Linked DNA regions of Homo sapiens: region 1 is linked to region 2. A link is a loop called in an ENCODE intact Hi-C map of the cell type or tissue named here. Cell type or tissue: endothelial cell of umbilical vein. All regions are shown on one strand. Links, peaks and the distances in the headings refer to the core of each region. The heading gives the core; the rest is flanking DNA.

Evidence for each region. A loop is a pair of places that touch in the nucleus more often than their neighbours do. Peaks named below come from ENCODE experiments on the same cell type or tissue, not always from the same donor. Only the 100,000 strongest peaks of a DNase experiment are listed, where the experiment ranks them.
Region 1: it touches region 2 in a loop (9-fold over the local background); 10 of 110 quality-filtered maps call a loop at or near these places.

Annotation. Positions count from the first base shown.
Region 1 is chr7:98,352,379-98,356,378 of GRCh38, reverse strand. It overlaps BAIAP2L1 (BAR/IMD domain containing adaptor protein 2 like 1), which reads left to right. Exons shown (of 14, transcript NM_018842.5): 3 at 1,251-1,337. Among named protein-coding and RNA genes, the nearest start is that of BAIAP2L1, 47 kb to the left of the region's middle. In endothelial cell of umbilical vein, for the core only: no CTCF peak of the experiment used is centred there; a DNase peak (open chromatin) is centred at 1,708; H3K27ac peaks cover 548 bases.
Region 2 is chr7:98,413,422-98,423,780 of GRCh38, reverse strand. No RefSeq gene overlaps it. Among named protein-coding and RNA genes, the nearest start is that of BAIAP2L1, 18 kb to the right of the region's middle. RefSeq lists a silencer at 4,699-4,859 and an enhancer at 4,229-5,428. In endothelial cell of umbilical vein, for the core only: no CTCF peak of the experiment used is centred there; a DNase peak (open chromatin) is centred at 4,720; H3K27ac peaks cover 1,596 bases.

The DNA of each region.
Region 1 (4,000 bases), core at 1-4,000, 64 kb after region 2:
GGAGAAACTGATTTCTATGTCTGAAACCAATCTTAGAGTAAAATTCCAAATAAATGCTTTTCTCCAAAATTACACTAACCAGGCTGGGTCTCTATCATACATCTTCAATACCCTCAAACCTAGATTGTAAAGTGAAAAAAGTGTATTAGCAGCTTCCATTTGTTCATCTGTCACTCACATTCTTAGGGCATTTTAAGGATGAGCAACCTTTGTTTCAGAAAGGGTAAGTAATTTGCCCCTGGAGGTTACATAGTTATAATTTAGTCTTCAGAATCAGTTCGAAGGGGGCAGTACTATTTTTAAGATAATTAGAACCCACCTTGTAGCAATAAAAGTTTTCTTGTCTTTGCCAAAAAAGAAAAAGTAGAGCATTCAGTTATTTTTTCAGACAATTGTGTTGCTTTTTGGAATGATAATATATTTCAAATTTCATATATTCTCTCCTGGCAACAAATAGGTTGGTTGGTTGTGGCTCAAAATGCCTTTTTCAATAGAAAAATTAAGCACTGCCATCAAAGGACCAGGCTCCTAGTCCACCTCACACAACTCCTAACTAAGAATGTTGCAGACCTGGAGTGCTGGAGAAGAACTAGCTCAGAAAAGATTTCTGGCTGGAGAGGATGTATCTTCTTTTTTTATATTTATTTTTGAGACAATATCTGGCTGTGTCACCCAGAGTAGAATGCAGTGTCATGATCTCGGCTCACTTGCAACCTCCGCCTCCTGGGCTCAAGCGATCCTCTCACCTCAGCCTCCCAAGTAGCTGGGACTGCAGGCACACTCCACCATGCCTGGCTAATTTATGTATTTTTTTTTTTTTTTGTAGAGGCGGGGTTTTACCATGTTGCCCAGGCTGGTCTCAAACTCCTCCCACCTCAGCCTCCCAAAGGGCTGGGATTACAGGTGTGAGCCACCGTGCCCAGGCAAAGCCCTAGTTCAACGTTAGGAACGCATCCACTCTGAAACTGGCATCAGGAGCAAGCTGAGCCTTCTCTGGACTTTCAGCACCTGCTGCTGAAGGTTCCCCGGGGCTGGTCAGAGACGAGGATCTCATGGGGCTGTCCCTTGGCTGGAGGGCCTCCACCCCGGCACCACTCTCAACACAGGTCTTACCTCCTGAGAGCCACACCTGCCACAGCCCAAACCTTCCTGCAGCCAGAAGGGACCAGGGGGTGTTTGGAAGAAAACTTGTGTTGCTTCCTCCTTTCCTTGTCTAAGTGACGATTTTGTGTGTCACCTTTTGTGTCTAGCTATGATCCTGGCAGGAAAAGCCTACTACGATGGAGTGGCCAAGATCGGTGAGATTGCCACTGGGTCCCCCGTGTCAACTGAACTGGGTGAGCGATCTGTCCCTTTATACATAAACCCCACTTGTCATCCTGTGAACCCCAAGAGAAACGCGTGGGATGGCCCAGTCCAGAACAGAGGAGAGATCTGGGCCAGCATGCTGTGGTTCTACTTCACCGCGGTCTGTGGAAATTGATGCTTAGTCGTAGGGTGGGCTGGGACTGGTGCCGGAGGGCGAGTGGAGGCCTTGTTTTCTGGCCAGCCTCCCTGTTCTCCTAGGAACTTGAGCTTTTGCCCTGGGTGCCTGGGCTCTCACCCTTCCCGCTGGGAGTTTGACCTACATTCCTGATGGGCGAGCCGGGCCTCCTGGGGCCTCGGGCTGTGGCCAGAGTGTTTCCTGTGACTCACCTAGTAGAAAATCCGACTCCTTTACATTGCTCTCTTGGCCCTTGCCTCTTCCCTGGTTGCTTTCAGCTGTGATTTTTCCGGTTCTGCTGGTATGAATCGCTCTCCTGTGCAGGCAGAGAGGGCGGTTACACCCTGGGCAGTGCCCGCTGCCGAGGGGATCTGGGCTTCTGTTTATAGAACACTTCACTGTCGGGGGTTAGGGAAAGGTGGGCTTTTAAAACGGCCCCACACAGCACTCTCATTTAAAAAACTTGTTGAATATGTTTTATTGTACAAAGGGTAAAATTTCTGGCTTAACCGGAGGAAAATCATGGTAAAGTGTGTGCGTATTTAAAGAAAAGTGCATCCATGTCCAGTTAAGAAGTAGGAAGGGGAAGCAGAGGAGTGGGGGCATCACCAAGGGAAGGTGCGGGCAAGTCACATGGTTTCTCGATGGGGTTGGCCTGAGGGTTTTTAGGATTGTTTGGGAAGCTCTTAACTGACCCATAAAAGACAGGGACAAATGAGAGGCCTGACAGTGGAGTTGAGGAGCTGGGCTGTTGGGTGCAGAGGCGATCTGGGTCCTCACAGTCTCCGTATAAAGCCATAGGCACACGGTAGACCATATGCTGGAAGTGATGCCTTGTTAGTGAATAAGTCAGTACTGCGAGAAAGCGATCTATGTATTTTTTAATTTTTTATTTTATTTTATTTTATTTTATTTTATTTTATTTTATTTTATTGAGACAGAGTCTTGCTCTGTCACCCAGGCTGGAGTGCAGTGGCACGATCTCGGCTCACTGCAACCTCTGCTGCCCAGGTTCAAGCAATTCTCCTGCCTCAGCCTCCTAAGTAGCTGAGACTACAGATGCCCGCCACCACGCCTGGCTAATTTTTTTGTATTTTTAGTAGAGACGGGGTTTCGCCATGTTGGCCAGGCTGATCTCGAACTCCTGACCTCAGGTGATCCTCCTGCCTCAGCCTACCAAAGTACTGAGATTACAGGTGTGAGCCACCGCGCCCAGCCATAATATTATTTATATATATAAAAATATATATAATATACATATATAAATATATGTATATTATAAATATACATATAATATACATATATAAATATATATGTATTTATAATATTAATATACATATATTTATAATATAAATATATGTATATTTATAAATATATGTGTATTTATAATATAAATATATGTGTATTTATAATGTAAATATGTATATTTATAATATAAATATGTATGTATATATATTTATATATAATATAAATATATTTATAATATATATATTATGTATATTTATAATATACATAATATAAATATATGTGTATATATATAAATATATAAATATATTTATATATTTATATATATTTTAGGGGGTCTCTCTGTGTTGGCCAGGTTGGTCTTGAACTCTTGGCCTCTAGGATTCCCCCTGCCTTGGCCTCTCAAAGTGCTAGGATGACTGGCCTCACCCAGCCCAGTACTGCTATATTTAATAGACTCAGTTACATGCAGAAGTTTTCCAAAATCCTGCTTGTGCCCTGGTTGGTGCCATAATCCTGCATGTGCCAGCGAGGACTGAACTGTAGTAACTCTGTTCTAAGCACAATGAATTTAATAAAATACGGAGGCTGCCGGATGTAGACAGAAGCAGACAGCAAAACCTAGGATATTTGGGGGAGTCGTTGAGATGATTATAGGGTTCCAAAAATAGCATGAATAAAAAGAAACATCCTATTGGTGTCATGCATCAGAAAGAAAACATGTGTGACCCTTACATTAAAACATATGGTGCTCTGACTCACCACACCCAGTTTGCCTTTTTAATGTTTTATGGGTCCTGCCACTGTTTAAATAAGACTTCTGCTCCACACCTTACTTGAGTCAGTCGTGAGTTCCTAATGTTGAAACAGCTATTTCCACAGCAACGATGTTGGTATAAACAACACAGGCTTAGAACTTTCATTTCAGTGAGGAAAGTATTTTGTGATGGTGAAATTTCTTTCATGTGCATGTATATATCTATGGGGTATTTTTTGTTTTTGTTTTTTTGAGACGGAACCTCACTCCATCACCTAGGCTGGAGTGCAGTGGCGTGATCTTGGCTCCCTGCAGCCTCTGCCTCCAGGGTTCAAGCAATTCTCATGCCTCAGCCTTCTGAGCAACTGGGATTACAGGTGCCCACCACCATACCCGGCTAATTTTCATATTTTTAGTAGACACATGGTTTCACCATCTTGGCCAGGCTGGTCTCAAACTCCTGACCTCGGGTGACCCACCCGCCTACGCCTCTCAAAATGCTAGGATTACAGGTG
Region 2 (10,359 bases), core at 2,911-6,910:
CTGAGTAGCTGGGACCACAGGTGCACACCACCATGCCCGGTTATTTTTGGGTTTTGTTAGAGATGGGGCCTTGCTATGTTGTCCAGGCTGGTCTTGAATTCCTGAGCTCAAGCAATCCTCCTGCCTCAGCCTCCCAAAGTGCTGGGATTACAGGCATGAGCCACCACACCTAGTCCCCAGCAATACCATTGATCCTGCTCAACATTTTCTTTTCTCCATTGCTCTAATCTCCTAGCAATCTATAAAATTCTATGATCTTCTTATTGTTGCATCAGTCAGAACAGGCCAGGTTATACTGCTGTAACATACACTGCAAACCCCAAAATCTCAGTGATGTAAAAAAATGTTTATTTCTCACTCATGCTTCATGACTCAGGGATCTATACTGATTAAACAGACTTCATTTTAAATATTTCCAGTTCTCATGCCTGGGGCAGAGGGAAAGCTCTAGGGGGCCTCTCACCAGCAATTAAACGCTCAGCCCTGAAGTATGGCATCACCACTCCTCACAATTCATTGGCCAGAACTGGTCACATGATTTCAGCCAACCATAAGAGAAGCAGGAAGTAAAATTGTACCATGACTGGGCTCCATGGCTCAAGCCTGTAATCCCAGAATTTTGGGAGGCCAAGGTAGGAGGATCGCTTGGGCTCAGGAATTCAAGACTAGCCTGAGCAACATAGCAAGGCCTCACCACTACTTAAAAAAAAAAAAAAAAAAAGAAAAGAAAATTTAAAAATTTGTGGGTTTTTTTGTTTGGTGTTTTTTTTTGTTGTTGTTTGCAGTTTTTTTGTTTGTTTGTTTGTTTTTTGTTTTTTTAGGTGGAGTCTCGCTGCAGTGCCCAGGCTGGAGTGCAATGGCACAATCTTGGCTCACTGCAACCTCCGCTTCCCAGGTTCAAGTGATCCTCCTGCCTAAGCCTCCCAAGTAGCTGGGACTAAAGGTCCATGCCCAGCTATTTTTTTGTGTGTTTTTAGTCTACCATATTGACCAGGCTAGTCTCGAACTCCTGACCTCAGGTGGCCCACCTGCCTTGGCCTCCCAAAGTGCTGGGATTACAGGCATGAGCTGAGCCACCATGCCCAGCCAAAAAAAATTTTCTACTAATTAAAGAAAAATTAAAAATCCTACCATGTACCAAGAAGGGGGAGTATTTGAAATATTTAGAGAACAGCACTAATGACTACTACAGTTTGTCCATTTTTATCACTTGTCTTCCCCCTTTAAAAGGTAAACTACACAAAAGCAAGTATCCCCAGCACCTAGAACAGTGCCTAGCACATAGGAGGTGCTCAGTAAATATTTTTTTTAGTAAGTGGATGGATTACATTATTATATTCACATCTGGAATTGAAAGTTAAGAGCTAATGTAAACTCCTTTTTTTTTTCTTTTTGAGACAAGGTCTCGCTCTGTCACCCAGGTTGGAGTGTAGTGGTGTGATCATGGCTCACTGCAACCTCAGCCTCTTGGGCTCAGTGGATCCTCCCACCTCAGCCTCCTGAGTAGCTGGGACTACAGGCACGCACCACCACACCTGGCTAATTTTGGGTGGGGGGCGGGGCGGGGGTTGTTAGAGACAGGGTCTTGCTATGTTGCCCAGGCTGATCTCAATCTGCTGGGTTCAAGCGATCCTCCTGCCTTAGCTTCCCAAAGTGCTGGGATTACAGGCGTGAGCCACTGCCTCTGGCCAAAGCCCAATTAAACATATACACTGCAAACATGAAGGACATGTTCTTAATCTATTCCTGTGGTGTTCTTGAAGCCCATGAAATTGATTTCAAAAAAATTTTTAAGAAGGGGTCTTGTAACGTTCACCAGGCTCTCAAAGATACCTCTAAAACAGATCAGAAACAAGTGATCCACTTTGGGAGGCCAAGATGAGTGGATCACTTGAGGCCAGAAGTTCAAGACCAGCCTGGCCAACGTGGTGAAACCTTGTCTCTACTAAAAATACAAAAATTAGCTGGGTGTGGTGGCTCATGCCTGCAGTCTCAGCACTTTGGGAGGCCATGGCGGGAGGCTCAGTTGAGGCCAGGAGCTCAAGACCATCCTGGCCAACATGGTGAAACCCCATCTCTATTAAAAATACAAAAATTCGCCGGGGTTGGTGGTGCACGCCTGTAATCCCAGTACTTGAGAGACTGAGGCACGAGAATCGTTTGAACCGGGAGGCGGAGGCTGCAGCGAGCCGAGATCGTGCCCCTGCACTCCAGCAACAGAGATCCTGTCTGGAAAAAAAAAAAAGTGTTTAATTAGTTGGGTATGATGATGCACACCTATGATCCCACCTACTCGAGAGGCCGAGGTGGGAGGATTGCTTGAGCCCAGGAGGATGAGGCCGTAGTGAGTTGTGATTGCGTTACAGTACCCTAGCCTCGGAAACAGGGTGAGACTCTGTCTCAGAAAAAAAAAAAAAAGATAACAGTTGAGTCATTTCACCTGTTCGTGCCTCAGTCTCCTCGTCTATGCAGCAGACCTGGGGCGGGGATCAGCTAACAGGTGCTGGCTATACCGGCAGGTGATTCCCGAAAGCTGGACCCACTCAGGGAAGGTGCGACGCGCTTACCTGTGCAGCCAGCGCGCCATCTAGTGGACGCAGTGGGCAGTCAGCGCAGCTCCCCACACACCTGCCCCTCCTGACTCCCAGGCTACCGCTAGGGCTCAGGAAGGTTTGACGGACTCCAGTTCTATGAAACCGTAGCGCAAGGCAGGCCCCTTAGCCTTCCCTGCAGGGGAGAGTGGAACTCCAGGGCTGCTGCCTGTCACGATCCTCTCCTTTCGTCCATCCACAACTCTGATATAGCACACTCAGGAAGAATAAGACTGGACAGGTGTGGAGAGGGAGAAATTGACTTAGCACACTATTTATTTATTTATTTTGAGACAGTGTTCGAGATCAGCCTGGGCAATATGATGAAACCCTGTTTCTACTAAAAATACAAAGATTAGCCGGGCGTGGTGGTGCACACCTGTAATCCCAGCTACTCAGGAGACTGAGGCAGGAGAATCGCTTTAACCTGGGAGGCAGAGGTGGCAGTGAGCCGAGATCACACCATTGCATTCCAGCCTGGGTTACAGAGTGAGACTCCATCTCAATAAATAAATAAATAAATAAAATTATATATATACACATATACACATATATACATATATACATATATATACATATATATATACACATATATACATATATACATATATATATACACATATATATAGAAAGAGAGAGAGAGAGAGAATAAAATGTACAATTCAGCCAGGTAAGGTGGCTCACGCCTGTAATCCCAGCACATTGGGAGACCAAGGCAGAAGGATTGCTTGAGTCAAGGCATTTGAGACCAGCTTGGGCAACACAGTGAGACCTCATGTCTACAAAGAATCAAAAAATTAGCCAGGCACAGTAGTGTGCACCTGTGGTCCTAGGTACTAGAGAGGCTGAGGTGAGAGGATCGCTTGAACCTAGGAGTTTAAGACCAGCCTGGGCAACATAGCAAGACCTCAGATTTGCAAAATATTTTTAAAATGAGCTGGGCACAGTGCTGCACACTTGTGGTCCCAGCTACTCTGGAGGCTGAGGCAGGAGGATCACTTGAGCCCAGGAGGTTGAGGTTGCAGTGAGCTATGATCACACCGCTGCACTCCAACCTGGGCGACAGAGTGAGACTCTGTCTCAAAAAATAAATAAACAGATAGATAAGTAAATCAGTAAAATAAAATGTACAATTCAGGGAGATCCAGTACATTCACAATGTTGTACAATCCTCACCTCTGACTAGTTCAAAACCTTTTCACCACCCTAGAAGGAAATCCCATCACCTCTCTTGTTGTATAACCAAGAGTTACATGACCCCGAAGAAAATGACAAAATCCAGGCCCCATGGGGGCCCTGGGTTTACATGGGGGAGACTGGTTTCAGTTTGCTATCCAGCGAGGGAGGCAGGCACAGGGCTAGGGGTTGAATGAGCTCTCCGGGGCTAAAAAGCCGCCCCTACCTTCCCCGGGTAGGGTATGTCTATTTTTTTTTTTTTTTTTATGAGACAGAGTTTCACTCTTGTCGCCCAGGCTGGAGTACAGTGGTGCGATCCTGGCTCACTGCAACCTCCGCCTCCTGGGTTCAAGAGATTCTCCTGCCTCAGCCTCCTGAGTAGCTGGGATTACAGGCATGTACCACCCACACCTGGCTAATTTTTATGTTTTTAGTAGAGATGGAGTTTCACCATGTTAGCCAGGCTGGTTTCGAATGCCTGACCTCAAGTGATCCACTCGCCTCGGCCTCCCAGAGTGTGGGATTACAGGTGTGAGCCACCACGCCTGGCCAGTAGGATATGTCTTTTAGCTGAGACATACAGTAATAGGAGGCAGAGTATTTATTAGAAGATCCTCTGGTTGGATTATAAAAGTTAGAGACATGGAGGAGATAAGAACACAACCTCAAAGTAAGGGCAACCTTTCCCTACAGTAGCCAAGGACACACCTTCCTCCGCTACAGAACAATCCCCAGCGATTTTCTCACCCTGAGATTCTCCGGTCCCTCCACAAACATGTCATCATAGGAAGTTAATACCTATGATCCTGGTGTCCTTCACCTTTTCCACAAAGCCCAGCCTGGGTGGTGGAGTTTATCTCCAAGACAAACAGAGCTGCCCCTGTGTCTATGACTGCTTGTATTTGCTGATGACGTCACATCCGTCCTGGGCTGCCTGATCCAAGTGACTCAAGGGTGAGTCTCTGGTCATAGTGAGTCATGCCTCAACCCACCCTGGCAGACAAGGACGTGGCTCCAGGGGAGACCTGGTCCTCAGAGAGCTAAGCTAGGGTGAAACCCTACAGAGGAGGTGTGGCTGCTGATATAAAGGCTGCTGATGAAGGGACATCTCAGATCCCCAGACCCATACCCAGTACCCTGCAGGCTCTGTCTATACCATGTGGGTAAAACTCACAGTGTCTCATTCCCATTTTGCCAATAAGCAGGGGGAAAGGCTCAATGTGGAGAAACATCTTACCAGGACACACAGCAAGAAAGTGACAGCAGGGTTTGCTTACCGTCTGGTAGCAGAGGCAGCAAAATCAGACCAACAGCAATAATTTCAAAAGACCAGTGGAGGAAGGGTGTTCCATGGGAGAGGTGGGCAAAGCCAGCTTGTAAAGCATCGATCAGAACACTGAGGTTTCGGAAGTGTGAGTCCAGATTCCAGCAGCCTGACCCGGGATTCCTCCGAAGCAACGATCTCCAAATGGTAGCCTGGGAGCTTGGGTGGCCTGTGGGGTTTCTTCCAAGCTTCCCTGGTCACCTAGCCTATCTGTGACTCAGGCATTTCTCTACCATTGTGAGGCAGAGAAATGGGCCAGCAGAAATAAATCAAAGTCAGGGGTGGTGGCATGCAGCTGTGGTTCCAGCTACTCAGGAGGATCGCTTGAGCCCAGGAGTTCAAAGCCGCTGGGAGTTATGATGGTGCCATAGTACTCCAGCCTGGGCAACAGAGTAAGACTGCATGTATCATAAAATAAAATAAAATAATTAAATAAATTAAATAGTAAGAAAATTCATTCAAGAAAGTTTACTCTGCTGGCTGGGAGCGGTGGTGCATGCCTATAATCCCAGCACTTTGGGAGGCCAAGGTGGGCGGATCACCCGAGGTCAAGAGTTCGAGACCAGACTGGCCAATATGGTGAAACCCCGTCTCTACTAAAAATACAGAAAAATTAGCTGGGTGTGGAGGCAGGCGCCTGTAATCCCAGCTACTTAGGAGGCTGAGGCAGGAGAATCGCTTGAACCCAGGAGGCGGAGGTTGCAGAGAGCCAAAATCATGCCACTGCACTCCAGCCTGTGTGACAGAGTGAGACTCTGTCTCAAAAATAAAAAAAGAAAGAAAGTTCACTCTGTTTAAAAAAAAAAAAAGGTAGCTAAACTTGAAATGCATTTGCATGGTAGTTGCACAACCTTTGAGGGGGTGTGGAAATTACACGTGACTTGACCAACCAGACTGAATGTGGGGGGTGAAAGACCAGGCCAGAAAACTTCAGCATGAGCTGCAATTTCTGTTGACAGCAGAGATCAAAGGCAGCCTTGAAGGGGAAGGAGGGGACAGCCGATGCAGGCAGTGACTTTCCCTCGACCTCCACTCAGGCAGCCCTGGCTGCTACTCCGACTCACCTGAAGTCACACCTGGTAGGTGGCAGCCACATCTTTGGGGAAATGCCCCCAAGGAAAACCGTGGCCTCTCACCACTCCCACAAGGTCATCTGGAGCACTGCTCCCTCCAACTCCTATTGACCAGGACAGAGGGAGCTGGGGACATGACCGTGATGTGACTTACTCCAAGTCACAGGGGATGTTATCACTGAGACATGAAGTGAATTCCCCAGACCTACTGTTTTCCCACCAGGATGAGGACACTGTCTTTGCATTTCTGTCCCGTTTCAAGGAGTCCTCAGGAACCGAGGCCACAGCCTCCAGCTGCTCAGAATTGGGAAGGGGGTTTCCTGTTGTAGCCAATGTCAGGCTTATCAGGGCCTGGAAACATCTCCAGGCAAAAATATGACCTCTTTGTCCTAGCTGCTGTGCCTATGAGGAGGAAGAATCCATTGATTCTAGACTCAGGAGTCTATTCAACAAGCAAACAGCAGTCAGAGCTGAGGGGAAAATGCACACGCCCACATATTTCACCTGTTAGTGTCAATATCCAAATGTTTCAAAACCAAATAAGATCTAAATGACTTTCTGGCCGGGCGCAGTGGCTCACGCCTGTAATCCCAGCACTTTGGGAGGCTGAGGCGGGCGGATCACGAGGTCAGGAGATCGAGACCATCCGGGCTAACACAGTGAAACCCCGTCTCTACTAAAAATACACACAAAAAAATTAGCTGGGTGTGGTGGCGGGCGCCTGTAGTCCCAGCTACTCCAGAGGCTGAGGCAGGAGAATGGCGTGAACCCGGGAGGCGGAGCTTGCAGTGAGCCGAGATCGTGCCACTGCACTCCAGCCTGGGCAACAGAGCGAGACTCTGTCTCAAAAAAAAAAAAAAAGATCTAAATGACTTTCTGTCATTTTGCCATGAGTAAACAGCCAAAATCTCAGCTCCTTTTGTGTTCAGAAGAAAGCCTTTGCTAGAAGAAAAAGAATCTTGGCCAGGGACAGTGGCTTACGTCTGTATTCTCAGCACTATGGGAGGCCAAGGTGGGAGGATCGCTGGAGTTCAAGACCAGCATGGCCAACATAGTGAAACCCCGTCTCTACTAAAAATACAAAAATTACCCAGGCATGGTGGCACGCGCCTGTAATCCCAGCTACTCGGGAGGCTGAGGCAAGAGAATTGCTTGAACACGGGAGGTGGAGATTGTGGTGAGCTAAGATCACATTACTGCACTCCAGCCTGGGCGACAGAGTGAGACTGTGTCTCAAAAAAATATATACATATATATTTTACATATAAAAAATATATACATATACACATATATATACACACACACACATATATATATGACCAACTCTTGATGTCAGAAAAATATATTATTATTATGCATTTATGTATTTTGAGACAAAGTCTTGCTCTGTTGCCCAGGCTGGAGTGCAGTGGTGGGATCCTGGCTTACTGCAGCCTCAACCTCCTGGGCTCAGTGAATCCTCCCACCTCAGCCTCCCAAGTAGCTGGGACTACAGGCATGTGCTACCCCATCTAGCTAATTTTTGTAGAGACAGGCTTTCACTGTGTTGCCCAGGCTGGTCTTAAACTCCTAGGCTTAAGCAATCCACCCTCCTCGGCCTCCCAAAGTGCTGGGATTACAGGCATGAGCTACCACAACAGGTTAAGAATTTTTTGAAAAAGAGAAATGATCTAAGAATTATTTGCTCCATTGCAAGCCCAAAGATAATCATCATTTTAGCTGATAATAATGCATGAATACTATTCAAGGATTTCTGAGGATATTGTCAATGTTATTTTGTGGGAAGTCTTGCAGTAACAGTGACTCAAAAGCAAAGTGATTTCTCTAGACAAGGTTCCTATTTTCCAACCTTGAAAAATGATTCTGAAATTTATTTCTTAGAAGAGTGGGTGTAAAATGATGTTCTTTGATTACGTTGAAACGAAAGTGCTTTTGGAAAGTGGCCTAAGGACATAAATTCACAGACAATAGGTTTTTCAAGAGCACCCCAATTTTAATAACATTTCCCTCCTTTGGTCTCCATAATCATACTGGAATTTGGCAGCCCGTGATCTTTCATTTTATCTCAAAATATGGTCATCCCCAAAATGAAAAAATTTAAATGTATGAAAAGTCTCAGGAGAACATTTCTCACCATTTGAATTTTTTTCACTTGAAGATTTGTTCTGTGTGTATATGTTGAATTCAACACAATGGCAAATTCTCCCAGGTTTTAAGAACAGTATAGGTCATTTGGGAATGTTTTAGATGAAAGGAACAGAAAACTCCATGCTCACAGATGCTGTGAGAGGCTCAGGATGTGTCTCTCCACTCGGCCAATCTCAACTTGATGATGCTTGGTCTTGTTTGTTGCTCAGAGCAGCTTACAAGATGTTGGTTACTTCTTGCATGATATCATCATATCTGCTTACTCGCCCTCCTCTCTCTCCCCCTCCCTCTCCTTCATTCCTTCATTCCTTCCTCTCCTTTCTTTCTTTCCTTTTTTTTTTTTTTCGAGACAGAGACAGAGTCTCACTCTGTTGCCAGGCTGGAGTGCAATGGCGTGATTTCGGCTCATTGCAACCTCTGCCTCCCAGGTTCAAACGATTCTCCTGCCTCAGCCTCCCAAGTAGCTGGGATTACAGGCACACACCACCACACCCAGCTAATTTTTGTATTTTTAGTAGAGACGGGGTTGGCCAGGATGGTCTTGATCTCTTGACCTCGTGATCCGCCCACCTCGGCCTCCCAAAGTGCTGAGATTACAGGCCTGAGCCACTGTGCCCAGGCTTTCTTTCTTTTTCTTTCCTTTCATTCCCTCTCCTTCCTTCCTTTTTTCTCTCTCCCTTCCTCCCTCCCTCCCTTCCTTCATTCCTTCCTCGCTTTTCTTCCTTTTCTTTCTTTCCTTTCTTTCTCTCTTTCTTCCTTGCTTCTTCTTTCCCTTCCTTCCTCCCTTTCCTTTCCTTTCCCTTCCCTTCCCTTCTCTTTTCTTCCTTCCTTCCTTCCTCTCTCTCTCTTTCTCTCTTTCTTTCTTTCTGACATAGTCTCGTTCTGTTGCCCAGGATGCAGTACAGCAGCACAATCACAGCTCACTGCAGCCTCGAACTCCTGAACTCAAGCAATCTTCCTGCCTCATCTTTCCAAGTAGCTGTGACTACAGGTGCTTGCCACCACACCTGCCTATTTTTTTTTCTTTGTAGAGATGGGGTCTTGCTATGTTGCCCAGGCTGGTCTCAGACTCCTGGGCTCAAGCGATCCTCCTGCCTCAGCCTCCCAAAGCATAGGGATTGCAGGCGTGAACCCCTGCACCCAGCCCACATGTGCTTTCTAGGAAGTTATGAGGAGGGCAAAAAAAAACAAAGACTTCCTGAAAAAAAAAAAGAGAGAAAGAAAGAGAGAGAGGAAGGAAGGAAGGAAGGAAGGAAGGAAGGAAGGAAGGAAGGAAAAGCCTTCCAGAACCTCCACTATTTCACTTTTCAGCCTTCTCAGTAGACCTTTGTCTCCTTGTCTCCTTCGTTTCCTTTGTCTCTGGCCAGAATGTGTCTGTTTTGCTGCTCCTGCCTGCAAGGAAACCAGAAAACCAGGGTTCTATCTCTCTGCCCCCTGTTGTAGAAAAAAGGGGCAGAGGCCGGGCACAGTGGCTCATGCCTGTAATCCCAGCGCTTTGGGAGGCTGAGGCAGGTGGATCACCTGAGGTCAGGAGTTCAAGACCAGCCTGGCCAACATGGTGAAACCCTGTCTCTACTAAATTAACAAAAATTAGCTGGACCTGTTGGTGGCGCCTGTAGTCCCAGCTACATGGGAGGCTGAGGCAGAAGAACCACTTGAATCCAGGAAGCAGAGGTTGCAGTGAGCCAAGATCGCACCATTGCACTCCAGCCTTGCGACAGAGCAAGACTCCAACTCAAAAAAAAAAAAGTAAAAAGTGTCTGCCCCTATCTGCCTGCATATTGCCTTACCAACGCTAGAGCAAATATAGATTTTAAAATCTCTAAATACAATAACTAATGCATATAATGCATCCTTTTAGTTGGTGAGGGCGTCTTAGTGATGAGTATTAAAATAGAAAAGCTCTTTCCACCATGAATTTGCGACTCCTTTTTCTGGGCCCACAGTACTTCCTGACATTATGGCCAAATTCATGCTAAAACTTTTATAGTGATCAGATACTGACGGGACATCACAATGGGCTTAATTGGCGAAGCCTGCCTTTCGT